6 separate regions of the Mus musculus genome follow, and all the other regions are linked to region 3. The links are chromatin loops, found by intact Hi-C in ENCODE. Cell type or tissue: heart. All regions are shown on one strand.

Region 1 (5,000 bases), 110 kb before region 3:
CTTAAAAAAAAACCCCAACAACATAGTAACACTTTAAGTATTTTCTGTTTGTGAAGATGAGGCACAAAAATAAGTTGGTTTACTTAGAACCAGTTCTTGGCATTTTACGTAATTGAATGAAACCAAATCAGTGTGGTGGGTAGTGGGTATTAAAACAAAATCTCTTGTAACCGAGGCTGGGCTCAAGCTCCTAACCCTTCTGCCACAGAATTCCTAAGGGCTGGGACTATAAATGTGCACCTTCATGCCTGACATTTTAAATAAACCTTGGCTCAAGTTTTAAACTGATTGATTTAACAATCTATAGCTAATCTGTATAAAACATCTGGCTTAGTTATTAATCGTGCCTGATACGTTAAAGTCAGTCTGTAGCCATCTGGTCTTCTATAAAATTCCAGAAAGCTAGTCTTCTGTGCACGTGCACACTGTACACGGGGAAAGACTGATATCAGAGTTGCTTGGGTCAAGGCCTCCCCCACCACAACCTACAACCCTAAGAAGCTAGACCTACCCAGCCATCCTCAATAGCCCAGCAAGCGCCGGTGAAGCAGGTTTATTCAACGTGGCCACGTTGAGAAGATAAACAGGTGTCCATCATTGGAGTCCAGAGAGAAGGGTTAGGTTTAATTTAGAGAGCAAGAATTACGCATGACTAAGCAACCCTGGTCAAGCTGAGACCCTGACCATCATGGCTGTCTGGGCCTGAGTCTCTCCTATAAGATGGTCTGACACCTAGTCAGAAGGTATGACATTTTGTAGCTCCTCCTCAGGCTAATGCCAGGTTCTCAGTCTCTTCCTTCTCTCAGTGCGAGGTTTCTTGGGAAATTCCACTAACTTGGAGTTCATTGTCTCTACAGCCTGATTGCCAAAGGGCAAGCACAAGTATCTCTTTTAGAATCTCTTCAAGACCGGAAGTAATGGCATCCCGGCATCCCGCTGCTTCTCCTTAACCTGCTTGGGCAGGCAGAGAGGCCCCGTGCACGCAGGCCACAGCAGCTTAGGATAAGTGCTGAGTTGGTGTCATTCCAGCCTAGCCAGCAGAAGGCCCAATCCAGCCTGCACTTATGCACAGAAAGCCCAGAGTAGCATAACTCTTTCTTTGCATCGGGGCTCCTTGCCAACGTCGAGGCGAGGCAGGCATCCTTTGTCTCCCTGTGCCCGTTGTGCCCCCCGTTGGGTTTTGATGACAGAATTATGACAGCTGCTCCTCATCGCTTTACTCCACCGGGAAAGCTCTTTGTACATCATCTTGTGAAGGAGGCAAACTTCCCCAGCAGTTGGAATTCAGAATTATAGTCTTACCCATCCCTAATGGTTCATTGGCAAGGAGAGTGGCATTGGGATGGGCTTAGATGAACCAAGATGACCCTTCCGTGGGCAGAAGATGGTGCTAAGCGTTTCCAAAGTGCTGCCCCGGTTGCATTTCTGATGCGGTGACAAAGTATATTGATGAGATTATCTACTTTAGCTCAGAAATCCGGGTAGCACCGTAGTAGAACGTCAGTGTGGAATGAACTTAAAAATCATGATTCACAGTCAAGCACAGAGAGATGAACGGATGCATGCTTGGGACTTAACTGAGACTCTCTTCCCAGAAGATTCTAGATCACCTCAGTCGGGTGTGCACTCTCTTCATAAACTCAGGGCTCTGGGTGTTGGAAAGATGAGAAAATGGAGTCCTAGCACAACAGTGCTCCACAAATCAGTGTGGAAGCCAAAGAGATGATCCCCAAAGTGTGGCGACCCTTCTGGTCATCTGCCTTGTAGAAGATAATCAAATTAAGGACAACTGTTCCGTTTTTTTTCTTCTTCTGATTTTCTACAGCAGCTTCAAGTCCTGATACATTTTCAAGGAAAGATTAAATAGGGTTGTGACGCTTCTTAAAAGAGATAGAAAACACTACCGGGAAGAGACAGTGGTTCTGAATTGGATGTGTAGCTCAAAGCAATTTGGGGGAAAATATAATTAATTAAAGCAAGCTGATGTGCTCGGCTTCAGTTCACAGAAGCATCATCTCCGCCTGGTAGGGCAATTCATCATTAGTCACAGGAAATCCAGAGAGAGGATGACTCCGCGCTGATTGGTTAGGCGCTCCATCCCTCAGCTCCACCTCTCTCAGAGTTGGCGCCACCTTCTGGTTGGTGACTGAACTGACTCCAGTTACCACAAACACTTCAAGGTGCTCTCTCCAAAGGGGTGCATCATTAGCTCCTTGGAGCATAAGGTCCTTCCTGACAGGTCCCTCATTGCTGTTTATATCTTATTTCTCAGGCCAGAGCTTGATGGATGAGTCACAATCCATCATTGAGTCCATCTTTGCAAAGACATGTGATTTAGCAAACACCTTCAACGAGAGAGTTTTGGCTGAGGCTTGTCAGTCTGAGTGAGACCATTTCCTTGTCTCTGAATGCAACTCATTAAAATCAGATGCCAGCAACGTAATCCTCCATCGTGTTAAAACTGCTTCATCCAAGTGTATAGTGTGGGTTCATTGTGCTCCGTCTCCTGCCTCTCCCCCTTCGCATAGTCCTCTTGTTCACACACACACACACACACACACACACACACACACACACACACACCCCTACCTCTTTCTCTCTCTCTCACCTCTTTTTCTCTCACACACCTCTCTTTCTCTCTCACACACACACCTCTTTCTCACACACCTCTCTCTCTCTCACACACACACACACAAGCACACACCTACCTCTTTCTCTCACCTCTTTTTCTCTCACACCTCTCACACACCTCTTTCTCACACCTCTCTCTCTCACACACACACACAAGCACACACCTACCTCTTTCTCTCTCTCACCTCTTTCTCTCACACCTCTCTCTCTCTCACACACACACGCCTCTCTCACACACTTCTCTATCTCTCTCTCTCACACACAAACACCTCTCTCTCACACACACATTCCTTTCTCTCTCACCTCTCTGTCTCACACACACACATCTTTTTCTCTCACGCACATACACCTCTCCCTCTCTCTTTCCCTCACTCTCACCCCTCTCAGAGTTATTTGAAGTACTTCTTTTATTTACCTTTAATTGCCTTCTAACATCAGGTCTTTTGCTTTTGTTATTATTGGAGTCAGCTACATTTACCATCATCGCACGATTAGATGCTGTCTCCCTGTTTCTCTGGAGCATTTCCAGACTGAAGAAGCCTAGTCTACACAGGATCGGAAGTCACTCTTCTTTCCCCAGCAGACTCCTGCTGCTCACCTATTGCCCCAGCAGTAGGGGCAATAGGGCAGAGTTGGGTGCAATCCATGAGACTTGCTCACACTGCCTTCATGGTGCTGTGAAAGAGACCAGTGTGTATGGAGTAGTTACATCACAAAATGTTTTCTTTCTTTTTTTCTTTAAAGGCACAGTTAATTTACCAGCACTCCGTGACTTCTATGGTTATGAATATATCTTGCATACCTGTTCTGTTGTTTAATTGCATAACAGGCAATGTCTGTCTGTCACCAGGGCATGACCAAAACAAAACAAAACAAAACAAAAAAACAGAACACTTCTGACACTTAAAATTTCGGTCTGAAATGGCCAATCTATGAAATCCATCTTTCTGTGAAGTAATCCAATTTACATTCAAATGCTACAGTTTGGGGGTTATCTAATTTTTTTGAGAGGTAAACTTTATTTCAGATTTTAGAGGTACAATCAATGAAAGAAAACTTTCTTTCCCTTATACTAGTTGGAACTACAAGCATGTTCGTATCGTGTAACTGGTGAAAAGCGCCAATATATTAGTAAGGCAGGGCATATTCATGGCTCCTGTTGTTTGGGGTGGGAAGCAGTGTTCTCTGAGATTTAAGAGGAAGACTGAGAGAGCCAGCTTTTATACCAGAAGTGAGCTCACTTACTTAATGAGTGTCTAGTAAAAGTCTATAAGTCCTAGATACTAATGATTTAAAGCAATACTGATCCCCAACTGGAGATGTAGCTCAGTTGGTAAAGTGCTTACTTAGCATGCTTGAAGCTCAAGGTTCGATCCCCAGTACTGCATAAAATGAGCATGGTGGTGCATGTCTGTAATGGAAGAACTCAGGAGATGGAGGCAGGAGGATCAAAACTCATGGTCATCTTTTCTACCTAGGGAATTTGAGGCTAGCCTGGGCTACATGAGACCATGTCTCAATAAAATAAAATAATTTAATACAAGAAGATACAATGACAGCAAGATTTTTTTAAAGCTCAGTTATTACCAGGATTGTGTGGTTAGGTAGGCAGAGAACTTGCCTTATCTGTGGTGTTCAAGTAAGGGACTGAACTGGGAGACTTCACCTGGGGATGGAGAGGAGAGACAGATGTCAGGGGTACCAGTGGTCCACGATCTGCTTCAGACTTGGGAAGAGCTGGCCATGAGGAGGTGTTTCCCAGGAACAGCAGCGTGAGTGACAGGTGGCTCAGGCCGGTCTGGCTGTGTCCCCATGTGGCCCCTGCTGTCTTTCCTCTCTAGCCTTCCCACAGAGACTGCCCCATGATTTGCACAAAGGGAAATTCTGATCTCTAAAGCACTTCATCCGATTTTATGGGAGGAAATGTTTTGAGATACCTCCTCACTCTAATATGGGATAATAATTTACACAGCAAAATGAAATAACCTAAGCAGTCATAGATATGAGGGATTCTTTATCCATTCTGATAAGTAGCTGGTGAATTTTAGAACACTCTGATAGTCAGCACTTTTTAAAGGGTGAGTAGGTCTCTATTCTAATGAGATTTGTTAATGTTGCAATCTATAGCTAAGTCATCTAAGGGTACATTGTTTATGCTTTCTGTTTATAAACGACCTACTCTCTATAGTGCCTTATTATCAGAGATGAAAAAGTCTGTCTGTCTGTCTGTCTACATAACTCTTCCACTTTCCTAAATCTACCAGAGTAGTACTTTGACAGACACCTCAAGTTTTACAGGCCCAAACATACTACAGATGACTATCAAAGAATAATGTCTGCACTGCAGATTAGCTTCCGAGGACACCAAC
Region 2 (5,000 bases), 520 kb after region 3:
CAGGCAGTCCTGGTCTGCTTACCTTCTCCAGAGTCTGGCAGAGCACGTGCCAGTCCAGTACAGTGTCCCTCTGTGGCCAGTGGAAAACATCGCACAACCAACCTTGGATACATATCGATTTAGATTATATACATCCTTTATATAAAATGACACGATATGCCTGAAACTTACATATCTTTCATAGGCTTTAACTGGCCTCAGCAAGATTCCTTATGAAACATGGTATAATACATATGCTATTTAGAGTTGCTACATTGTAGGTTGACTGTTTTACAGCATGACAGCAACTGTGCTGCAGCTGCATAGGGGACAATGATAAGAAAGGTCCAGACATGTTTGGACATGGTTTTCCCTCAGCTTTTACCCCATCTGAGGTTGGGATAGATGTGAAGGGTCAGAGCTCATGGTTAGGAAAAGGGACTTACTTTAGTTTAGACCCAGCTCTGTGGCTGTGGACAGTCAATACGTTCCCAATACACTTGGATGGCTCTCCTGTCATGTGTTAGTCAGGTACAGTAAAGGGGACATGAAGCTTAAGTGAATTTATACTGGTAGTGCTCCTCGCATCCAGACCCGACTCATAGCAGAAGCTTCAACAATGCCTGCACTGTTAAGCTAAACACTTGGGCATCTTTAAAAGCTGCATCCTAATGTAATTTCATTTTGCTGGGGTTTAAATATTTGCCACCCTTAGTGAAGTTGACTTCAGGCTTTTATTTTAGAAATATTAACTTCTTGACTCTAGCTGCATATGTATCAAAAGATGGCCTAGTCGGCCATCACTGGAAAGAGAGGCCCATTGGACACGCAAACTTTATATGCCCCAGTACAGGGGAATGCCAGGGCTAAAAAGGGGGAGTGGGTGGGTAGGGGAGTGGGGGTGGGTGGGTATGGGGGACTTTTGGCATAGCATTGGAAATGTAAATGAGTTAAATACCTAATAAAAAATGGGAAAAAAAAAACAGGGCCACTTTGAAACTCATTGAGATAGCTCAGTCAGTAAAGTGTTTTTTTTTTTGAAAATACAAGAATTTGAGTTTGATGTAAAAACCCATTTTTTAAAGCTGGATGTGCTAATAACAATAAAAGCTTGGCATGCCCCCCAGTGCTTGCAATCCCAGCTCTGAAAAGGTAGAGACAGGTAGGTCCCCAGACTCACTAACCAGCCAGCCTAGCCTCATTGGTGAGTTCTAAGCCAGTGAGAAAAATCTGTCTCAAAATAAGTATGTGGCACCAAAGGCATTGAAGCTATCCCCAGAGCTCCTCTACCTGCAAACACACACAAAATAAATAAAAATGAAAGAATGTTTAAATAAAATAAAAGCATTATCCCACAAAAAAAAAAAGAAATATTAACTTATACAACACAAAAGGGTGTCTTTTGTGTGAATACAGTCTAGCACACTTCTGGACGCACCTGTGGAGGTCAGAGGATAACCTCGGGTGTGGGTTCTTATCTTCTTGCACCACATAGCTTGAGGAAAAAGTCTTTGTCTGTCCCCCTACCCCACACAATTATACACTGCTGTGTGCCAGGCTGTTTGGCTCCTGAACTATCTGGGATTCTTTGTTTTCTACCTCCCACGACTCTATTCGAGGGCTGAGATTATACACACAAGCTGCTATGCCCAGCTGTCTCTGGGATCTTGGGATTTGAACCCATGTTCTGCCCTTACACAGCAAGTGTTTAACGAGGCTGTCTTTGCAGCCTGCATTTGCTTCAGCTTTTAAGACATCTCAAGTAGACCAGGCTGACATCATACTTTACAGCTGAGAATGGCCTAGAGTTTATGGTCCCTCCTCCTCCTGCCAGCCCCTTCCAAGTACTGGGATTACAGACGAGCTACCACACCCACTGGTCCTTTAGATCAACCCCAGAGCTTTGTAGGTACCAGGCAAGCATGCTATATCCCAAAGCTTAAAGGGAAATACATTTTGTTGGAAAAGATAAATCCTAAAGATAGCTTATTTATTTATTTATTTATTTATTTATTTATTTATTTATTGCTGTAGGGTTTTACTGTGTAACTAGGACTGACCTCAAACTCAGGGTCCCCTGCCTCACCCCGTGGAATGCTTCTGGAATTAGATGTGCCCCCACATCCAGGGAGAAGAAGCTTTAGAGAATGAAGCTATGTCACTAGCTCACCTAGCTGAGTCGGGGGTCTATCTGAGACTTCCTTGGGAATTCGAATGAACTGTTTTTTATGATTTATGTTGGCAAACTCAAGCCACATGAAAGAGATGACTTTAGGTTTAATTGCTTTCTGGCATCGATATTTCCCAGAAATCTACTTTTGTAGGTGAGAACGTTTTAATGATTCCTAACTGCACTTCAGTGTTAAAGGGACTGGCTCTTCCTGTTCTTCCACTGTCAAGCCCTCTCCTTCCCCTGAGGTCTCTTAGAACATTCCAGGCGTCTCCTGTTTCTGCCAGCAGGTGGGGTACTGGCACTTATAAATCCACTGTTACTTGCTCCAGCCTGGTTTTCTTCTCTCAGTGCTGGGATTCTCCTGTCTTCCCTGATTTTTATCTCCAGGAGAAACTGTTGGACTAGGGCCTGGATTAGGGAGATGAAGAGGTGGATGTTAGATCTGAGCTGTCTCTGGGTTTGCCTGCCTGACGTTGTGGCGCTAACAAACACAAATCCCTTATGTGTCATAGGTGTTGAGTAACTTAGCTTTATCATCTAAGTTCTGCTCGGCAGCAAATGAATCAGGTTTTCCTTGCCTTGTTTGAGCCTGTGTTACACTACAGAGGAAATTTAGCTTACTATGTTAAAGTAGATCCGATTTAAGTAAATTAGAACTTTATATAAAAATAGCAAGTCTTTGAAACATTATTCCTGGGGTTGAAAAGTAGGTAACAATTGTATTTATTGTGAGTAGGTTATGTTAAAAGGCTGAGTGAACTGTTTAGGGTTTAGTCACTTGAAAAAAATTATCAATTACTTTTATGTAGAATAAAAACTGAATTTAGTTTGTTTATTTTGAAACCAAGGTATATGATATTAAGAAACAGTAATGATGCATTTGAAAATATCTTTTTAAGGAGATATGGTGGTATATGACTTTAATCTCAGCACTCAGGAGACAGAGGCTGGTAGATCTCTGTAAATTTAAGGCTAGCCTAGTCTACAGAGTGAGTTCCAGGACAGCTAAGGCTGATAACACAGAGAAACTTTGTTTGTTTGTTTGTTTGTTTGTTTGTTTGTTTGCCAGTACACATGTGTCTGAATGTATGTGTTCATGTGGAGGCCAGAGGATGGCACCTGGGAGCCGGTTCTCTCCTTCACCCTGTGGGACCTGGGGCTTGAACTCAGGCCATCAGTCTTGGCAGCAAGCGCCCTTTCTTGCTTAGCCATCATCCTGGCTCCTTGTGGGGAGGATCTTTTTATCCTACAAATATATCTTAAGTGACAAACTGATATAAAGAAAGCTGACTTACAGATTTATAGACAAATCAGACCTGACATTAGGAGGCTCTTTGACAGATTTTTCTTGTGACCTATATTAATATTTGAGCATTTGTAATGAAGTTTTCAGCTTGTTCTATATTATGTAAAAAATGGAAAGCTAGCGACAGTATGAGTCTGACTCTCAGAAACAATAATGCTGTATATCTTATTATACAGTCTGAAGTTACAGTGCTGTATGTTTCAGGATCAGCACCCAACTTAGGCAACACTTATAAAAGTCATTTCATGGCCCCAACGGAGGGGAGACTGTACTGCCCTTGTTTAACGTGAATCAGCCTTTTAGTGCAATGTCTAGGGGACACAAGTGAATGACAGTTCTCTTTGTTTTAAGTGTGTGCTCTGGCTTTCTTCGGCAACCAGTGCAAAACTGAAGCCTTAGCTCTAGTCTGTGTGGCTTTTCTTTTCTCACGGCAGAGTGTCTACTTAGCATATGGGGCGTGGTTTCAAGTTCATTATTGAAGCTTATAGGCTAAAGTGCTCTGTGGGCTTGACCGGCTTGAATTGCCTTTAGGGAGCCTGCCAAAGCTGAGCTTGGGAACAGGACGGCTTCCCCTGTTTATGTGGATTTGTAGGGTAGCCAACTCCCCCCCCCCTCGACTTTCAACTGCTTTGGACATTAGCTTCATAGGAAGAATTCATTCTTTAGAGTAAAATGGAGCACCGCTTTTTGCCAGGGGCCCCAGGTTAGTAACGCTTTGAACTTTCTGTTTTGTGTCAGATTTTCTTTCTGTGCCATCAGGGAGTTGGAGTGTCAGCTAGGAGAAGGCTTGTGCTATTGCTGCGTTAGAAAAGAATACTTTTGATTCTGTTGATCCTGCGGGGCTGGGGAGGGAGGGGGTGGCTACATTTTTCTGACTACGATATTTTTTCTGTCAATCTAAATGGAGCCAAGAGGAAAGAGCGTATTCGTGTTGGAGTCGTGGTTTAAAGGGTTGTAATTGTTTGTAAGCATTTTTTGCTTCCTTTTTTTTTTTTTTTTTTTTGGTAATGACTTTCTCTGTGTCCTCCCAGTATGGCTAGGCAGAACTCTGGTTTTATGCATGGTGATGTTATTTTAGTTTTTGAGCTAAGAGGCGTGTTGTATTCTAGCAAGCCCCACCTCACACTCCACTTGTTGGATATGGTTTTCCCTGGGGCCTGCTCCTCGGAGTTCTAGCTGATCAGATGTCATGTCATTTTTACTTTATAGACTGTCCTGTGAAATACCTACAGAATGACTGATACGGGTGGAGTGTCCAGGTGGGCTCAGAGGGGACCTGGGTCCTCCTGGGCTTGTTGCTGTTTTTATTCAAGTAGCTCCCTAGAATAAGAGGTCACCCTAAAGTACATATGCCCGTAAAATTGGAGTGTGATGTGCAAGACATGAAAGTAGTGTTAATAATAATAATAAAGAAATGAAGTCAATAAAATTAAGAGAATAGCTCCCTCAATTTCCCGGAGTTAAAGAGCTCAGTTCATTTGCCCCGGAGGCATCTGGCAGGAGACCACTCTACAAGACAGGCTCCGTTTGACACTGTTTCAA
Region 3 (5,000 bases):
ATAGGTCCATGCACGCGTGCAGAGCGGGCGATAATCTGGTTCTCAGCCCCTGCCCACCTCTTTTTCCGAGACGAGGCTGGACCTCACTTAGTCGGTCCAGTAAGCCCAGGGGTCCTCCTGTCTCTGCCTTCACAGTGCTGAGGTTCCAAGGGGGTTCCCCACTCCAGCTTTTAATGATGTAGGTTTTAAGCTCTAACTCAGTTTATGGCAAGTGTTTCCCCAACTCCCTCTGCCCAGTTCCCTTGGACAACTTTTACTAGGACTGATCTGAAGCCCTAATTCTTACAGGTGATGAAATGAATGAGAGCGGGAAATTCTTTCATGAATTATCAAAAGTATACACACACACACACACACACACACACACACACACACACACACGGAAAGAATGAGAGACAGAAACTTGGTAGTGTGGGGCCTACAGGAAACCACGACGACATCGATTCTCAAATAAGGATGTTGTTACATATACTTTAACAGTTGTCACATACAACTGAGAGGTTGCAGGAGGCTAACAAAGGCACCTTGTGCTCTAATTGTGTGCTCATACTCACCCCTCCGTCATTCAGAGCTCGCACTCTGAAGCGGTACACAGTTCCAGGCAGCAGGTTGCCAACCGTGCACTCCAGCTCAGGCCCATGGTACACCTCTGAGGCGACATTCTCGGGTTCCGTCATTTCCACACTGTATTCTGAGACCTCACAGCCACTTTCAGACGCAGGCACATCTGAGGATGTAAAAAATGTTCATCTTTGAATGCTTTTTTGGATTTCTCTTTATTTTATTTTTACTCAGGTCTGAGTGGGCCTGCATGCATGAGTGTGCACCGTATGTGGAGGCCAGAAGGCGGCATGGAAACCTCAGAAACTGCAGCTCTGGGTGCTTGGGAGACACCACATGGGCGCTGGGAACTGAGCCTGGGCCCGCTGCAATAGCGGCAAGTGCTCTTAGCCACTGCCCGTCTCTCCAGCCTCAGTCTTCGGATTTCTAGTTGACTGACTTACATTTGATTTTCTATTGCTACTGTTTAAAATATATAGGTGATGTGCCCTTAGGTTTCTATTACAAAAGGCGCCTCCTATTCAAAAAGGTGAAAAAGCTCCCGAATGAGCCAAACTACCCAAAGCAAATGCATTTAAACACGTTCTATTATATTAAAAATAATTCAGGGATAACAGGAGTACTAGGTAACCTTTCACATTTAATAACGAGAAGGAAGGAAGGAAAAATATCTATAACTTAAAGTGAGACACCCTGCTAAGTCTACATGACCCCAAACCGGCATACCATTTTATTACACTTTAGACATAAGTGGTGGCCAAAATGTCTGCCAATGTTCTACACATTTGCACTTGCTATGTGCACACTTGTAGGCTGCTGGCACAACTGGAAGTGCTGTTAGACAAGGCTAGGAAAATCCCAGAACCCGCAGAGGAGGGACTTGACACTGCTCTTTGAACCATTTCTTGGTTTGATCTCTAAATCATGCATGTTTTCTTCTGGTGCTGAACAACCCCTGGACGAGGCAGGCTATTCTGGAATGTTCTCTAGAAACACGGCCACTATTGTCGAGAGTAGCAACAGCAAGAGTAGCCCTGTCAGGAACGGGAGCATGAGCAATAGAAGGCTGCGCCTGAGAGACAGCCAAGGTCCAGGCTCTGGAGACCAGACATGCCAGTGGGTGACCCAGCTTCTGAAGGAAGCCCTGGAGCTGAGTGACCGAGCGCTGTGTCAGTCTCCCACTGTCCTGGTGGATGCCAGTGTGAAGATTTGTTCACTCACCCCACTCTAAGTGGACTCCTTTGTGCTTTGGTCTACCCAAAACCCTCGGTGGTCGGCACTGACCTGGTGCAAGGCTTAGTGTGCGGACAGGGAGACTTTCAGAACACTGTGGGAGAAACACCGGAGAGACCATGGCTTAGTTACTGTGAATCACTCACACCTTATCCACCAGGCTAACTCTATCCCACAACTGTAAATGGGGCCAAAGGGAGTTAACGCACTAGATGTGTGTGCTGACATATATAAAGGTCTTCAGGAGGCTCTGTGCTTGTCTGCATAAGGAAGTGTGGGCTCTCACTGCACACAATGCTCGTTCTACCTGGAGCGGCTCTCTCTGATGTCAGATTACTAGGGCTGCGGACGGCCCACCCGTGTACGCATATTATTTTCCTTTACATCAGCAGTAGGAAGACCCTCCTTGAGGGTCCAAGAGAACACAAAACAACTGATAAAATTGAGAATGGTTCTGTAAATGGCCAGGCCGCCCCAGGAAGAGCAGAGCAGTAGGTAAAGGGGGCATTTACCCACCGAGCCTGCCGCTTACAGCAGACCTGCCAGTGCTAAAGAGACTAGGCCTCCTTCGTGGGATCTCGCTCTGCAAAGCTGGTGGTATGAAAGCTGATCATCTTATGAGGATCGAGGAGACAAGGTGGAGCCAGAGAGCTCCAACTCCTTCCAAGGCATGCTGGTGGGGACCGGATGGATGGACGCTATGCCTTCAGCTAGTGCATATGCTGCCCTGCCGAACCGCTCACATGGCAGGTACCACTGATGCCCTGTGGCCTCAGTCTGGATATACTCCAGCAGGGAGACATTCCGGGCAGCCCCAGGACTCTGCAAGTGTTTTAACTGGACTCTTATCCTGTGTGGGGTGCATGGGTGTGTGTATGTGTGTGTGTGTGTGTCTTTCTGTCTAGACAAAACTCTAGACCCTGAGGAACTGCTATGATATACATGGGCAGAGTGTTTGTGTATATGTAAAATTCAGGAAAACGTTATCAATCTGTTACTGGCTCACTAGGTACCATCTCTCTTTCTCTTACCATTAATGGTTTCGAATCATCTACAGTGAAAAGAAGACTTCTATCACAGTGCCTCTCATGATGTCACTATGACACCCAGACTCTAGAGTACTTTGTCTGCATTTATTAGAATATATTGAACCTGTGAGCACTGTGTGGTATAATTGGAGTCTCCTGGCATGCCACCTGGCTGTCTACAGTCATTCTGATAGAGAGAAGCCATGGCTGCTGCCTGCAGGCTCTACACAGGGAACTACAGAAAAGCTGAAGTGCAATTAATCAGACTTATCCTGCTTTTACAGCAGTCTCCCAGCAGGTGGCAGTAAAGGACCTTCACAGATGTGTTCCCATCCCAGCACAGCCAGGCAGGTCTTGTCTTGACTCTTAAATTCTACACTTTTCCCTCCTTGAAATGGCAGAGGTCTCCCTTATTTAGTTAATGTAAATCCTAACTAATTTCTTCTCCTCCGTGCAATTATGTGAAGGTCATATAAGGGAGAGAGTCTGCACACATCAGAATCCCATCAGAATGTGTGGAGGATTTGGGTACCGTTTCTGCCCTGTCAGGACTATGTTTCATATCCAGATGTGACACTAAAGCAGGCTGCATCGACGAGAAACACTTAAAACTGCAGCATCGTCTTGCACTACTCACATGGCACTTCCCAACTTGATCTAGAGGCCCACTGCCACACATTGATGAACCAACCTGACTGTGCCCACCGGTACTGATGCAGCACGCTCGCAGTTTGTACAAAGTGCCTGGTTTCAAATGGGTAAAGACATACTCTGTAGCCGATCCACTGTAGGCCACTTCCCACTGCCCAGCTGGAAAATGAGATGGGTGTAAGTTTAGGCCTTGGTAACAGCATGACAGTCCCCATTAGAAACAGCATCTGAGACAAAAACACCAAGTGGCTTTCACGGCAACCTGGCATCACCCAACACTGAAATGTAGAGGCACTTCCTATCGTCCCAGCATTATGACACTGCTGACTACCAACACGGGAGTTGGCACAGGAGGAGGGTACAGTGCTGCACAGCTGTGAAATGCCATGCTGAGGTAGCCACAGGGCCGGCTATGCAGCAGGTGCTGTCACATGGTGCAGGCTTCCTGTACAAGGTGCTGCTGAGGGCACCAGTGAGGCCATTTACAGATGATTTGCTGTGTCCAGGGAGCCCATGCATGCAGCTGTGATGGTGGTGACAGACACTTGGAGATACTTGGAGGGTGCCCCATGAGGCTGAAGCTCAGGGGGAAAAGCGCCTGCAGGCTGTCGGCCGCTGTTTTGCTCCCTCTGTGGGAGCCTTTACCACGGGAGCTGTTTTAGGGAAATATGCCCACCCTATCCTATTCATAAATGAACCTCCATAAGTCCCTTCAGGGGCCAGTTAGATGTTTATTACTGCCCGGTGGTACTGTGCCTTGTTAGGTCTGAATTAGGATATAGCCCGTGGGAACTGGGAATTTAGACAGTGGAGCTTGGGCTATGGGCAGACACATGAAAAGGCCCTATGACGCACAACCCCATGGACCGGCCAGGCCATCAGTGTAAAACAGCACCTACTCTTGCACCGAGTCCATACCTGGGCGAGCCAGGGCAACCGCAGGCAGACTTACACTTTCTCAGTAAGCAACTTGGAGATGTTGACTCCTCTCCTAGTCTTAATTTAGACATCAGATAAGGCCTCTAGCACAGAAACTGAGTTTATGTTAAGAACAGCTGTGCCCATCTCAAAGAATTCTATTTCCGGCCTAAAACAGTACTTAACAGGCTTAAAAAAAAAACCCCACCTCCAGGTGCTTGTGGTGTCAGAACAAGCCAGAGACAATCGCCACTTGTTTGCATGGCTCTCTCTTTTGCCATATTAGTAAAATCTGGTTATGTTTTAAAGTTTTGACAACTGTATCTTTTCCTGTTGAATCCCAGTGAGTTTTATTAGAAGGAAAGAAAAAGCAAGTGCGTCTCTGGGGCCCTAAGGCTTCTCCTGCCGTGCCCTGCCCTGTCTGACCTCCTACGCATTCGTGGTGAGGGTGCACGTGCACACTCATGTATGTCACTGCCCACGGCGGGGGTAGGGAGGGGTGGGGTGGGGTCCGCAGCTGGTTCTCTCTGTCCATTTACACTCGGGTGTCAGGGACTCAACGCAGGTCAGGAGACTCCGTGGCAAGCCCCATGGCCTCATCTTAACACT
Region 4 (5,000 bases), 120 kb before region 3:
CCTCAGCTCTGTCCCAGCTCCATTTCTTCCTTTCTGAATGCAAGCATTTACTTTGTGTCCCTATATTCTAGAATGTGCAACAGTGAAGAATTTGCTCTGACTTTCAGGATAAAGTTTGAACTAGGTTCACCATGCTTGCTTTGTCCAGATTGCGACTGTCACCCAGTCCTCTGGCTCTTCCATCTGTCTGTCCACTCCACCTACCAAGATGTTGAACACTTGTTCTTTTTAAGATGTTGGTGCCTGGAGTTTCATTAGAGTAACACAAAACTAACTAAAACCAAACAACTCCAAAGGAGCCCATATGTGTTTTAATGAAACATTTTTTAAGCCTATTGGGGGCCTGAAGAGATTGCTCAGAGGAAAACAGCACTTCCAGAGGACCCAGGTTCAATTCTCATCGCTGATGTGATAGTTAACAGCTGTAACTTCAGTTCCAAGGGGTCTGACTTTCTGCCCTTTGCTTGCAATGCATGTATGTGATACACAGACATACATTCTGACAAAATATATCCATACACAAAAGTATTTTTTTAAAAGCTTATTTGAATGTAAGAGTATGGCTAGCTGTCACTTCTGATACCCCTTCTTATTTTTTTATGACTCAAGCCCTTATAAACTAGCAAATAGAAGTCACAGCTACCACTTGAATATAAGCACTTGAATACCTCCTCTCACTAGAATACAACATAGCTTAATAGTAAAAATCTTGCCTTAGTAAAGTACTTGCATGTCATGTCTACATGAACCAAATGAATGTATTAATTAATAATAGACATAATGATCACATCGGAAAGGCTGTGAGAAATAATGGAGAACATTTGAAAGCTCAAGATGGAAGGGAAAGGCACTTGTCAAAAATCTTGACAACCTGAATTTGACCTTTGGCAGGGCTGAAAACTAAACCCAGGGTCTTACTCCCAGTAGGCATGAACCCCCACACTGAGCGGCACCACAGCCCTAAGGTTTTAAATGGCAGAAACAACTGAGCGCTTTTCTAATTCCTGGTCCCCAAGTCATCACTGATGGCAAAATTCACAGCACTTCATCTTGTCTGCCAAGCTGGCAAGCGAAATGGTGTCTGATTTCTTTTTTGTTTTTTTAAAGATTTATTCATTATTATATCTAAGTACACTGTAGCTGTCTTCAGATGCACCAGAAAAGGGCGTCAGATCTCATTACGGATGGTTGTGAGCCACCATGTGGTTGCTGGGATTTGAACTCAGAAACTTCAGAAGAGCAGTCGGTGCTCTTAACCACTGAGCCACCTCTCCAGCCCCAGTGTCTGATTTCTAATGTTTGTGTTGAACGTATACATTCTTTGTCTGCTGTTAATTCTATAGTAATCTCCTGTGAAAGATTTTATAACGCCCAGGCCTGGATTCAACCACAATCCAACAGGATCGGAATCCTGGGGTGGTGCTCAGAGATCTTTTTGTGCGTGCATTTTAGTTTTTTAAAGTAATTAGCAGGCAGCCTGCAGGACACATCTTTGCCAAAATGTCAAATGCTGTGACTTATAAATTAAATATTTAAGAATGCAGCATACCCAGAGAAATCATTAGATGTTCAAAGATTTAATTCGTGTGCAACATTAAATGCCATGACTTGTTTAAACAAGCACACCTAAATATTCTTTCTTCTGCTAGAATCTGAAGCCTGTGATGCAGGAAGCAAGAATGGAGAGAATATTCTAGAATAAGAACTTTCTGGGCGATTGTGAGCCCTTTAATAAAAGGCATGAATACTTATCTGTTTGAAAGAGAAATCAATTTGGGGTGGGGGCGGGGGTTGTCCTTTCTTTGCTGAGTTCTAGCCCAACAAGCCATCTGACTTGAAGACTAAGACGAGCCTGCCACCTGGGCAAGCACAGGGACAATGATCCCAGGGCAGAGGCCAGCTCTGCTGTTTTGAGAAGTGTCTAGGCAAAAGCTTTCTTTCTTTTTTTTTTTTTTTCAGACCAAAAGGGGCCTCTTTAATGTCACACACCATTAGTGCCACCAGGTGGCGAGGTTCCCTTAATTTCTTCAGTATCAAGTCTTTTAAAAGTGTATGAGTATAAACATCTTCAAATTCTCGGGTTTAAAAACAAAATCAAAAATGAAAAAAGGTCGCTTACCTTTAGACCATAGGCAACTGGAGCTAAAGACAAGAGATAAGCTGGTGTACCCCGATGGAGCAGCAGGCTTTAACTGAATCTGTGAGGAACAGGGTGGGGCTTCACATGGTAAAACTGAATCTGAGGTGTGTTCTTTTGCCTGTTTGGGTTGTTGCTGTTGTTACTGCTTTGTTTTGTTTTTTTGTTTTTAAGTGAAACAGAATTTAAGTCTTTTGGAAGACTTTTGTAAATTCTCTTGGTCCCAAGGGAGGGCTCTGTGACGTCTGGAGTCTCAACAGTTTGGTCTTTGCCCTGTCTCCTGTTATTATAGACTGTGGCCTTTGCCACTCCATCACTGCCTACTGTTTTTCTTGGAGACAGGGTCTCTCCCATTACGGGCAGCCAGCAGTGCCCTGAGAGTCTCTTGACATGTGGCCATGAAGGCTTTTTACAAGGATGCTGGGGATTTGAACCCGGGTTCTCATGCTTGAGCCATAACTGCTCTTACCCTAGAACTGTCTCCCCAGTCCAATCACTGCTACTATTTTTTTTTCTTGGCAAATCAATTCAGTTCTTTAGTTTTCTTTCAAGTATTGTTTTACCTATTTATCATATTTATCACTTTCATTATCAATGTTAGAAATTTTGTTTAGCCAGCCTTTTTACTTATTCTTGAAATAAAGGGTTAAATAGATATTTTTTCAGTTGTGAGACATGAAAATCTTAGAAAGAATTTTTCTTTTCTTTTTCCTTTCATTTTAATAGCAGTGAATCTAGAAAGAGAATTATTTTTCATGGTGATTATTTCAAATGTATTGATACCATTTTGTGGGCTGGGAAATGTTAAACTTTGTAAACTCTGAAACGCACAAAGTGTTGCTTTGAATTTCACCTTAATAAAAATAACATCAAGTATATGCAGTGCACTTTCCTCTCCCCCTCCCCCTCCAGCTCTGCAAGGTACAGTCATCTTTTGTCTACTAAGACTGATGGTTCTGATTTCCATTGTTTTATATTTTCCTCTTACTGTGTGTGTGTGTGTGTGTGTGTGTGTGTGTGTGTGTGTGTGTGTGTGTGTCTGTGTGTGTGTGGTGAACTGCTCTTTACACCCGTGGGCTCCATGTATTCCTCTGAATTATATAGTGCTGCACACATTTTGTCAACCGTCTGAGGGTCTCAGCACTTGATCAGTGAATGTAACCCATTTCTACTTATTGTAAAAAGCAGTAACACAGGAGCTCATTTGTATCTCTTTGCTCCCAGTTTAGCTCTCACTGTGTACTCTCTCCCCAGCCTCCTAGCTTCCGTAGGGTAATCTGAATGCTTTAAAGGAAATGTCTTAGTCTAATTTCCAGTTGCTGTAATAATACACGCTGTCGAAAGCAGCTTAAGGGAGAGAGAGTTTCATCTGTAGTCCAGGTTACAGCCCACCATTGCTGGGAAGTCGCAGAGGCAGGAGCTTTTGAGAACTGGACATAGCCACACTGAAGAACAGAAGAGCGTGGATTAAGGCATACTCAATAGTTCTCACACATCTTTATTTTTATATAGTTCAGGATCCACATTAACTAACACAATTAAGATAATCCTTCCCAGACAGTCTCACATTCTTGGAGGTCCAGCTTCCAGGTGACTCTAGACTATTTCCAGTTGACAGTTAAAACCATCACAGGTAACTTTACAACTTTAAGGCTTTGTTTTTAAGCTTTTTATTGAGTCCCTGTGACTTTCCCACCATGCACCCCAATCCCACTCATCTCTCACCCCCCGCCCACCAAAAGAGAATAAAAAAACCAACAAAACAGAAAATATCTTGTTACGGAAGCTGTAGTGTGTCGCAGTGGTTCCACAGCACACCCTTTTGTCCACACACGTTTACTCGCAAACGTTCGTTGCAATGAGTCATTGGTCTGGCTTCTGCTATGCTATCAATACTGGATCCTCACAGGGACTCCTCTTTCTTATCCTGTGTCATGGAGATCCTGCAGCTTTGGATCTGCAGGACAAATCCTTTCCTGCGTCCAGCAGTTCATAGATGGGGTAGATGTTGAGGTGGGCCAACTCAGAGCCCTGGAGCTGGGCCTAGGTGGGAGCTGAGCTGGCCAGCTCACCAGCCCTTCTGCATTCACACTGCCAGGGTGAGCTTTCCAGCACTGGCCTGGCTAGCTCCCCCAATGCTGCAGCTGGCAAAGGGCAGGGTCAGCTCTCCCACTCTCAGACCCTAGGTACTGGCTTACCCTTGCTTTCCCATCAGGGCCAACACTTCTGTGCCGCTCAGGTAAGGTGCAGGGCCCGCTCTCTCAAAACCTGCAACCAGTTAGGGACAAGACCAGCTCGCTGACTGTCTCAGGGGGCAAGGACGGAGGGGAGGAGAAGGTTTGTTCTTAATACCTGATCAATTTTTCTTACAAGACCAATAATTAATTTTTTTCATCTAAGTTTAAATGTTATTAATCTTCGAATCTCTGACTCTTATCTACCTACCCTGTACAAACGAAAAACTGCAAGTTTCTTGTATTTCATTGAGGTATCTTCATATTGCGGTTGAAACCATCAGTTTTACTGCTATTGTTGTCGTGATTGGGAGTATTGAGAACTTAGACTTTGCCAGAGCAATGGATTCCTACATTGTCCGGATCGTACATCATCACAGAGTTGGCACTGTAGACTTTATTCACTAAACTCAGAGATAAAGAAGCAACCCAGTGAGAGATTGTTTTCAACCCACCTCTCATTGGTGACATGGGAGCTCTCTCGAAACTGCTCCCTCACCCCAGACCTGAGCAACCTCTAACAGGAAGGAGAGCACCTCTGACCCTATTGATCTCTGAACATGGCTGACATCACCAGTCTCTTTTCTATCCCCGAGGCATGGCAGTACTGGGATGGCACCAGCTTAGGG
Region 5 (5,000 bases), 510 kb after region 3:
TTGTGAGGTCCATTTATTATTGGACCTTGAACCTTTAGTGTCTACTGAATCCCTAGCACATAGTAGGTATTCATCGGGTATTAGAATAAAGGTTCTATTAACAGACTCAGAGGCAGGCATGGTAGCTCATGTCTGTTACCTCAACATTCAAGAGACTAAGGTAGGGGAGTTGGAAGCCAGCTAGGGCTATATAGTAAGTTCTAGGCTAGGCTTAGCTATAAGGTAAGAGCTTGTCCCCAAAACAAAACACTAAACAAAGATACAAATTAATCCTTCTGCTAACAAACATTTTTTTTTATCTATTACTATAACTATTAGTGGTTGATTTAGACAGGTCTCAATTTGTACCCTAGGCTGGCCTTGAACTCCCAATCTTCCTGTCTCAGCCTTGAAAGCACTAAGATGACAGGACTATGCCACACTCTTAGTTAGCAGCCTAAAATTAAGCTCAAACAAATCAGAAACAGTCAAAGCAGCTGGATGAAAGTTTCATAAATGGTCGTCCTTGTCTTCTCAAGCCAGGCTTGACTGTTGGCAGCTGCCAGGGACCTTTGCTCCTTCAGGATCCCTGAAGTATTTTCCTGTCAGTTTTTAAGAGGCATAAAGAGTTGTGGTTTGTTTTTGGTTTTGTTTGTTTTGTTTTGTTTTGTTTGTTTGTTTTGTTGTTGGTTTTTTTGTTTGTTTTTGTTTTTTGTTTTTTTTACAACCATGGCTGTGTTATTTTAGTTTTTGTAGATTTCCTATTGGGTTTTATTTTTGCCTCCATTTGTTTGCTCCTTGTTTGCTTGAGAGAGGGTCTCCTGGAGTCGGACTGTCCTTGAGCTGTTGCAGAACCCGGGCCTTGTCTATTGGTTCTGATTTGTATATAGAAGTGGACAAATGGGTTATCAGGGAATCAGCATCAACCCTCCTGGTCTACTGAGGTTCCAGTTGAATGCATTCAGTTGGACAAGGGGCCTTGGAATCCTATGCCTGTAGGATCATCTCACCCCTACACTTCAGGGTGTTGGTCGCTGGTGAACCTGGTCTCATTTTCTCAGTAACTGGGAAACTAAATGTTGTGTTTGTCAGTCATCCTCCTTGTTGCTGTAGTGACCACAGACTCTCCTGTCACTCTTTTCAGAAAGAGAAGGCAGCTGTACTCTAAGCTCTAAGGCTAATTTTGTTCTTAAAGTTCATAGTTATAATAGTTTCTTCTCAAAAGTCATTGTCAGAGTTGGGATAAAACCCAGTGGGTAGAGTGGTTGCCCAATGTGCATGAAGCCTTGGGTTTGATACCCAGTACTTCATAAATCAGGCAGCAGCAGTACCTGCCTAATCTCGGACTCAAGAAGTATAGGCAGAAAGAGCAGAAGATCAAGGTCACCTTTGGCTTCAGAGTAAAATGAAGCCACACTGGGCGATTTGGGACCTCTTCTCAAAGGAAAAAAAATTGACGTCTTCTGTTTTTAAAAGCCAAATTAATTCTTGTTTCTAAATTTCACTAACATATTATGGAAATATATTCGTGTGTTTATATGATAAATGATAATCCAAATGATAATCCAGGAATACGATTATTACTATTATCTTCCTTCTTCTTTTTGCATTTCTGTGTATGTGTGTGTGTGTGTGTGTGTGTGTGTATGTGTGTGAGGGGGGAGAGAGAGAAGGACTGGGGCCCAGTCACAAGATTTACAAAGTCACATTGTCACTCTGAGTGGCCAGTGCTCTTACCCGTTGAGCTATTGTGCCAGCTTGCTATGTTGTCCCTCATTTTGTACCAGCCTTCTCTCTGATATTCTGTCCATTCCCACCCAGCAGGCATAGTCGTACCATAAATGTTAGCAAGGGAATGTCGCTATTTTATAGTGACATCTACATGAATCACAGCATGTGAAACCTCCAGGCGTACAATTCATCATATTTCCTCTTAGGTAAACACGATGCAAGATCAAGAGGTTGGTTTTGCTTTGTCTTTGTTTTGTGTATTGTTGGCTCTTGAAGTAAGAGTAGAAGTATTGGCCACTTGGGGGCACCCAGGCATTTATTTCACAAGGGCAAAGGAGGAAAGGAGATAAGTCAGTGTAGAAGGATGTTCAAGCGCAGGAACCCAGATGTCTGTGTTGAGGAACCTAAATGAAGCCTGACCCAGCTGACAGGCCAAGTGACTATTCACAGAAACTTCTGCATTCCAGGCAGTTTGAAGCCCCAGAGGAAGCCAGAGGTAGGAGAGCAGAATGCTCAGGATTGACCAGCTTTCCCAGGGTAGGACCCTCATCTACTTCGGACCCGGGCTGGATGCAAGGTGGAGGCACAGACAACAGAGACTGGAAGAGTGAAAATGGTGATAACCTATCAATGGAAACCACTAGCGTGAGCCATTGCATATACTGAAGATTTACAGATGCTCCTCAACTTCCAGTGAGATAGAGAATGATAGAGGAGGACACTGACTGTTTTCCAGTGGCCTCTGTGTGTGCATACAAGCATGTGCACTTGTAATACTCAGGAGGTACACCCACTGGCTAATCTGATGGAAGCAATACCTTCATTAAGAGTATCTCTTCCAGCAGGGCATGGTGACACACTTCTGTATCCCCAGGACTTGGAAGGCAGAGGCAGGCAAATCTCTGAGTTCAAGACCAGCCTGGTTTACATATCGAATTCCAGGACAGCCAGGGCTAAACGAGAAACCTAGTCTCAAAAAACAAAACAACAACAACAAAAAACAAAAAACAAAAGACAATAACAAACAAACAAATAACCAACAACAATTGTAACAACAACAAAACAAGATGTTGGGCATTCTCTAACAATAACCCAAAGTTGATCTCTGCACCTGTACACACGCTACACCTCTACACATGTGTACCTGTACACACACACACACACACTCATACACACACCTCTAAAATGCACAAATATAACCACTCTACCAAAACACACAGGGCGCTGTAGGGCACGCGCATCATATGGCTGACAGGATGCTGTAGAGCACGCGTATCATATGGCTGACAAGAACTGAGGAGCACTGCCACTGTCCAGAGTCACTAGAGACCATTTGTCACTAATCTAGGAGAGGATCCAAACTCAAAACTATTAAAGGCATTTGGCTTTGACATCATACTGAAGCTTAGAAAACGTGGCTTGAACCATGTAAATGGAGGACCATCTGTGAGTGACTGGCTGCCTTGTTTGCATGCGAGTCAGCAGGAATGTTCCCATGTTTCTTTTTCAGCGGAAACTTCATCAGATTGATGTTTTCTGGAATCTATTATATATGTATGCATATATACATGCATAAAAGACCTGCTCTCTATTTTGGGGGTAAGTAACAATATAGAATCCTTAAATAATATCTAGTCATACATTTTTATAGGATGGAACCATTAAAACTTTGAGCTTCAGTGTTCTCTGGCCTTCTGTGTTATTTAGTTACTTAGCAGATAGGACTCTATAATGTAGGGTCCGAGTCCTGTTTCCTCATGTGGCTCCTCCTTGCTTCAGGAAGACTGGCCAGGACTGGGTCCTTTCTTTAGTTTTGTGGGTTTACAAATTTGCTTGTATTAATTCAGCCAGGCACGAATGAACCATGTATTTGTTTAAAGTTAAATTGAGGGCTGCTGAGATGGCTCAATGCATACAGGAGCTTGCTGCTAAGCCTGATGACATGTGTTTGACACTGAGACCCACGTGGTGGAAGAAGAGGCAACTCCTACACATTGTCCTCTATCGGACACGGAAACACACACACAGACAGAGATGCAAAGAGACAGAGACAGAGAGAGACAGCAAGAGACAGAGAAAAACAGAGTGATAGGGGTGGGGGGGAGAGAATATGTTTAAAAGATTAGATTAACCATCACACTTGTGATTCCTCTCCCTGCCTCTCCTCCTATCAGGATGTCAGCAAACCCCAACCATGTTAAAATCATGATCGAACAGCTCAGTACCCTCCCCCAGTAGCTGAGTGAGTATACATGGAGAACACTCATACACAGCTCTGCCTATGTGCACATCGTTGGTCATCGCCCCCTCCCCTGGCTTTGCCTCCACTCAGTGAGCTGCCAGCCATGGCATAGTCCCCAGTGAGTCCCTTGTCTTGTCTTCCTGCATATCTCTGTTTCTTCCCTCAAACCTACATTTCCTCCTGCTTCTCTCAGCTAAAGATCTTATATGTCAAGGAGAGCCTACAGGTAGTCAAAAAGAATGAGACTATCTTCTCATGGTCAAACCCTCCTGTATAGAGCTGTGTGTGGCACTAAATCTGGTAGATAGTTTCTATGGTGCTGAGATTGAGCCCAGGGCTTCATGTATTCGAGGCAAGCCCTCTGCCAGCTGAGCCACAGCCCCATCCATCTCTCTGTTCTCCAGAGCAGAACTCTATGAGTAAGCTAATCTGTCTATACTGCTTCTAGTTCCTGCATGTCCTCCCCAATGTCTTATTATAAACCTTTCAGACTTCTGGAGTTGGCAGAGTCTTCAGGTGAGCGTTTGCAGACTACAGACAGGACCCCTCCATTGGTGTTTTGCTCCATTGTGTCTGGGTTTCCTGCCTTGGCTTCCTTAATAATGGATTGTACCTATAAGGCAAATAAACTTCTCAACCCCAAAATAGTTTTTGGTCAGTGTTTTTATCACAGGAATAAAAAGCAACCCAAGACACATAGCTTTTTACCCTTCTTCCTTAAGGTTTCTTTGGAGTGGCATTTCCCAGAGAGGCCTCTCCTGAACATGCAAGTGTGTCATTGCTCCTCAGGTCACCCCTCCCCTCCATCGTCCTGACTTTCCTGATTCCCCTGCTCTGGTTTTCACAGCATGTAACACTGACTGCTTTTACATTTATGTCTTTTTGTTGTTTGTTATCTTTTCAGTACTGGGAATCAAACCCAGGTTCATGAGCTTGCTCGGCAAACACTACCACTGAGCTATATCCTCAGCTGTAGCTTTTAATTTTTGGCAGTCTGATTTCCCTAATAGAGTATCATCTCCCTGAAGGCATGGGCTTTTGCACTGTA
Region 6 (5,000 bases), 650 kb after region 3:
ACCCTGACTGCTCATTGCTGTAATGACTGCTCATTGCTGCAGAAGCTTCTTTGTGGTTCCTTCAGGTCCTGAGACCCAACCTTGAGCTGAAGCCATTTCTCCTGACTGCCCTCCATGCAGCAGAGAGCTCGGGCATGAGGGAAGCGGCATTAAGAAGAAGAGGATTTCCTAAAGAAGGGCAGGGGGGGATGGAGAGGCCTTCACCTACCTGGAGGGAGCTGCTACTCTTCTTTGAAAGGTGCAAGCAGCTTTAGGACAACCAAAGGCCTTAAAGTATTCTTTTCCAAAAGCCTACACCCATAGGGTGGAGAGAAGTCAGTCAAGCTGGAGCTAGACCAGCATGAAGACTGAGTTTAATCCCCACAATCTATAGGTAAAGGCTGGCCATGGCAGTATAAACTTATGATCCCCGTGCTGGGGCCTCGAACAGCTGAATCGCTGGGATCACTGGCTGGCCTCCTCCAACTGGGAAGTTCCAAGTCAGCGAGACTCTGTCTTAATGACCATGTGGACAGGTGCTGAAGGGGACACGTGAGTTAGGCTCTGGCTTCCATACACATATGTAGGCACATACATGTGCGTTCACACATATGCACAAAATCTTATACACACACAAATAAATATATTTTAGAAATCATATAAAATAAATAGAAAGGAAGTGGGAAGGGGCTTGTTCTAGTTCCTCTAGAATTCTGCTTAGGATGAAAAAACAATTTTCACTCGCTCACTCTTTTTTTTTTTTTTTTTTAATTAAAAAAAAACCTGTGTTTGTTTATTTTCTGAGACAGGGTTTATCTGTGTAGCCCTAGTTATCCTGACACTCCCCCTGTAGACCAAGCTGGCCTCGAACTCAGAGGGCTAATAATGCAACACTGATAACAGCTTTATTCCCAACATCCACGAGGCAAAGCAACCCAACAGTCCACTAGCAGATGAACGTGTACACACAATACAGAAGAATATTCAGCCACAAAGCTGAAGGAGCTGTGAAGCATGCCACGGTATGGGTGAACCTTGAGGGTAGTGTGTTAAGGAAAACAAGTTAGACCAAAAAGGACAAGCCTCATGTGATTCCTCATATATGCAAAATCCAGGTAGAGTAAACTAGAGATAGCCAGGGACTCTAGGGAGTGGGAGGTGGGGGATGAAAGCTGGGGGGTAGGAATGAAGCGAATTCTATCTGTGATGATGATGAAAAGCTTTGAATATGGAAGGCATCATGTAAAATTAGGACCACAGTTAATGATGAAGACTCTCACAGTGGACAGAATGCCCAATTTTACATTTTATATATTTACCATAATGAAAATTCAAATGAAATATAATTAAGAAAAATATCAAGTATAGTTTGACCTACTTTTTGCTGAAATGTTCTTTTAATCTGACTCCAACCCCATCCTCCCAGCCAACAGAGCACACTGAAAGCATGGGTTCTCTACTGAAGGCTGCCCCAAATAGAAAGCTATGTGAACCTCCACCCAGTGTGTTGGAGCAGGTCAGCCCTCAGCCCAGGTCATGAGCTTGTCATGAATGAGCAAGACACAGAGCTTATGGGTCACTTCCTGGCCACGGTCTGGGAAAGAAGAGGCAGATGAGACCCGGTTCTGACTGCAGAGCCAGGCAGCTCCAATGAACAAGGTGACCTAGAAGTGCTTCCATCCTGGCTAGGAGCTCAGCTGACTTGCTTTATTAGCACGTGGGTGGGGTACTGTGGACATCACTGGAATGACTATGGGACGTCTCACAGGAATATACTTTAGTTAAGTGTCCACTTGGGTTCATGCAGTCTTTTAAATGTGGACTGTGGGAAAGTAGCTCAGGGCTTCCTGTTCTTCTCCTGTGTCCTGTTTACCATTTAAAGACTGTGCCTTGTCGCCTAACCAAGGCAGTAACCAGGGCTGTTCACATTTTCTCTGTATTCTTCCCAACTCAAACTACGTTTGCCATCTAGTGAGTAATCCTTGGCATTGCAGCAGTCTCCCTCAAATGCCTCATTTCTCAGCCATTGACTTTTCATACTATGGTCCCTTTGATAGTCACTTCTGCCCTGTGTTGTCATGAATATATGGACATTCAGACCCACCTGTCAGGTTTGACCATTAGAACAGAGAAAATTCTCACAAGAAGGGTCTCTTCCTCTGTTCACAAGAAGACGAACTATGACCATTAGGTATAATAAATGGTTTAAGCAGGATGACCCTTGAGAATTAGCCAGCAGAGAGAATGTGCTCAAGCAAACTGTATTTGTGCACTGTGAGGTATCCAGCATCTCTCTCAAGCTTTCTCTCTTTCCCGTGTATTCCTAAGCAAAGCCAGAAGCTTTAAGAGTTTGGGACTCTCGCTGTACATGTTGCCTAGTGGGCTATCTAGCCTGTGGTCAAGGATAGCTATAAAGTCAGCCTGATGCAAAATGTTAAACTCACACAAAGCACTATGAGAGGGTTTTCACTAACTCCATTTTACCATTCTCCAGCATAGCCTTAGTCGATGACAATGTCCTGCCTTGGTGTCAAAAGGCTTGATGTGTCTATCAGAGCATAGCATTCTGGGCTTCTGAATACACATCAAAAGAAAGAGCTGCATTTTCTTCTATTGTTCTAGCTGTCATTAAGAAGCTTCGGTTTCCTATAAAAGGTGGCCTGAAGATACTGTGTTCTATAAGCTGGGGATTTGAAAATGAACACTGGCTGGGACTTGCTCAGTGGGTAAAAGGTGGTTGTCACACATGTCTGCTGACTTAAGTTCGGTCTCAAGAGTCCATGTGAAAGAACAGTGGGAGGCGAGAACCAGCTCCATAAAGTTGTTCTCTGAACTCCTCACATGGGCTGTAGCGTGTGTGCCTATGCTCCATATATACAATAATAGTCCTTTTTTAAAATAAAGTACGGGCCATTGAGATAGCCCAAACGGTAAAGATGCTTGCTGCCCAGAGCAATACTCTGAATTCAATCTCCAGGATTCACATGGTAGAAAGAGACAAGTGAGTCTCACAAGTTGTTTTCATACTCTCTCTCTCTCTCTCTCTCTCTCTCTCTCACACACACACACACACACACACACATACACACACCTGTGCATAAATGTTTTAAAAATAAAATAAAAAATAACAACTAGTCACTCAGAATTCTTGAAGAATTCCCAGTAACATTCTCTGGCTGGAACCTTAGCATTCCTAAATACCGATGACTCTGTTTTGAAAAACATACTGAATCTTATGTGTATATTTGCTTCTAAGACATAGGTACCGGTACCCCCACAGTTATGAATCAAATGCCCACAATTTGCCAAGCTGTGGACTGCATAACTTAATAGTAATTATGTATATATATATATGTCTATGTATCTATGTCTGCACATATGGATACACATATTTAAATAAAATCCTATTTAAAATTACATAGTCTCATTATGGTAACACCCTTTTCTAAACTTTGGTATAAGTCACTTCCTACACCCTCTTTCATGAGATCAGCAAGATTTATTTTAAACTGCCTTCTGTCCTGCAAAGGATGATGAATGGAGAAGCGGAAGCAGACACGTTTCCCTCTTTACTGCCCAATTAAGTGTACCATACAGCATAGCGCTCAGATCCCATAGTGATAGCTGGGATCCAAGAGTCATCCAAGCTGAGTGAGGAAGGCTGTATGGAGGCATTTCGTTTGTCCCCAAAGCCCCATGGTCTGCTTGGATGGTGATGTAGCTGCTACTTGGTTTTATTTCTTTATTTTTCTTTTGCAGGGAAGGCCAGAGATATCGGGTGTACATTGTGATACCGCTGCTGCCGGGATTCGAGGGAGACATTTCCACAGGCGGGGGGAACGCTCTACAGGCAATAATGCACTTCAACTACAGGTACCCTGAACACCAAGGAGGGAGCTACAGTGTTTCTACTTATTTGCTCAGTAATGCGCTTTTAAACCTTAGTCTTTACAGGGTAATGAAATTCAGATGTCGCAGTTATCCATGGTGGCTCTGTCAAGTATAACAGCACCAAAAAACTAGTCATTCTGTGTATGTCTCTTTCTGTCTCTGTCTGTGTCTCTGTCTCTTTTCCTTCCCTCCCCTCCCCTCTTCTCCTTTCCTTCCCCCTCTCCATCTCACTATGTGCTGCCTGGAACTTGCTATGTAGACCAGGTTGACCTTGAATTTCAGAGACACTCCTGCCTCTGCCTCCAGAAGGCCCAGCTAGTGCCTCTTTTGTATTCGTTTTAATATATCATATTAGTGAAAAATATCTATGCACTAATCCCTTTATTGTTTCCAGGAAGTAGAGAAAAATAAAACAGGAGAAGTAAGTGCGAACACAATCCAGGTACAGTTTGAGCGCTTTCAGTTAGAGCAGAGAGGACAACCTGAATATGTTCTTTGTGTTTTACACTTTTCTAATCATCCTTTTAGGAGTTATGAGGGGGAAGAATGAGACTTTATAGTGGACCAAACAGAGATGGGTTCAGGGCCTTGGGCACACTTGGGTGGAGGGCGACATGCACCTTGCTTGGCTTCAAAGGACCCCAGTTGCCTCTGACAGTTTGAGGTGCCTTTGGGTGGGATTGTGGTAGTGTTTGATGGCCCAGGATGTCCTGAAACTCCCTGTGTAGCTGAGGCTGACTCTGAACTTGTGATCTTCTTGCATTTACCTTCCAAGTGCTGTTTGTCACCGTGCCTGGTTTGCAGTGCTGGGGACAACCCCGGTCTTCCTGCCTAGTTGTTGGTTTTGTTCTCCCACTGACTGCTACCTTGTGCCTGTTCACCTGCCAGGATTTTACCTGAATGATTAGTACTAATGCTGTTTCCCAGGGGTGAATCCACCTGGCTACAATGACAGCCTTTGCTCTACACATTCTGGCTGAAGATGGGTTCATCTCTGCTGTTGTCTGATGTGGGACATAGCCCTGTCATAGTTGGTGATGTTTAACTGCACTCTGTCTGCTTTCTTGGCAATTCAAATATTACTTTTGGAATATTGTCTGCTGTGATTATTTCCTATGATTGTTTCTTGA

What was found. A loop is a pair of places that touch in the nucleus more often than their neighbours do. Peaks named below come from ENCODE experiments on the same cell type or tissue, not always from the same donor. Only the 100,000 strongest peaks of a DNase experiment are listed, where the experiment ranks them.
Region 1: a loop joins it to region 3, with 2.6 times the contacts of the local background. A loop is called at or near these places in 15 of 42 quality-filtered maps.
Region 2: a loop joins it to region 3, with 2.6 times the contacts of the local background. A loop is called at or near these places in 6 of 42 quality-filtered maps.
Region 4: it touches region 3 in a loop (3-fold over the local background); 15 of 42 quality-filtered maps call a loop at or near these places.
Region 5: it touches region 3 in a loop (2.3-fold over the local background); 8 of 42 quality-filtered maps call a loop at or near these places.
Region 6: it touches region 3 in a loop (5-fold over the local background); 14 of 42 quality-filtered maps call a loop at or near these places.

What each region holds. Positions count from the first base shown.
Region 1 is chr3:27,343,616-27,348,615 of GRCm38, forward strand. No RefSeq gene overlaps it. Among named protein-coding and RNA genes, the nearest start is that of Ghsr, 25 kb to the right of the region's middle. In heart, a CTCF peak has its summit at 2,139 (motif pointing left); a DNase peak (open chromatin) is centred at 2,106.
Region 2 is chr3:27,980,176-27,985,175 of GRCm38, forward strand. All of the region lies in intron 2 of Pld1 (phospholipase D1), which reads left to right. Among named protein-coding and RNA genes, the nearest start is that of Pld1, 44 kb to the left of the region's middle. In heart, a CTCF peak has its summit at 2,429; DNase peaks (open chromatin) are centred at 2,446, 3,316, 3,976 and 4,636; H3K4me3 peaks cover 835 bases; H3K27ac peaks cover 341 bases.
Region 3 is chr3:27,458,163-27,463,162 of GRCm38, forward strand. Fndc3b (fibronectin type III domain containing 3B) reads right to left here. Exons shown (of 26, transcript NM_173182.3): 17 at 3,514-3,632; 18 at 1,783-1,888; 19 at 555-727. Among named protein-coding and RNA genes, the nearest start is that of Gm32738, 22 kb to the right of the region's middle. In heart, a CTCF peak has its summit at 3,113 (motif pointing right); a DNase peak (open chromatin) is centred at 3,109; H3K27ac peaks cover 401 bases.
Region 4 is chr3:27,336,653-27,341,652 of GRCm38, forward strand. It overlaps Tnfsf10 (tumor necrosis factor (ligand) superfamily, member 10), which reads left to right. Exons shown (of 5, transcript NM_009425.2): 5 at 1-3,013. Among named protein-coding and RNA genes, the nearest start is that of Tnfsf10, 22 kb to the left of the region's middle. In heart, a CTCF peak has its summit at 2,000; no DNase peak of the experiment used is centred here; H3K27me3 peaks cover 280 bases.
Region 5 is chr3:27,971,186-27,976,185 of GRCm38, forward strand. The region is part of intron 2 of Pld1 (phospholipase D1); the gene reads left to right. Among named protein-coding and RNA genes, the nearest start is that of Pld1, 35 kb to the left of the region's middle. In heart, a CTCF peak has its summit at 2,001 (motif pointing right); no DNase peak of the experiment used is centred here.
Region 6 is chr3:28,105,997-28,110,996 of GRCm38, forward strand. It overlaps Pld1 (phospholipase D1), which reads left to right. Exons shown (of 27, transcript NM_001164056.1): 22 at 3,739-3,852. Among named protein-coding and RNA genes, the nearest start is that of Gm42196, 68 kb to the right of the region's middle. In heart, a CTCF peak has its summit at 1,952; a DNase peak (open chromatin) is centred at 1,595; H3K27ac peaks cover 443 bases.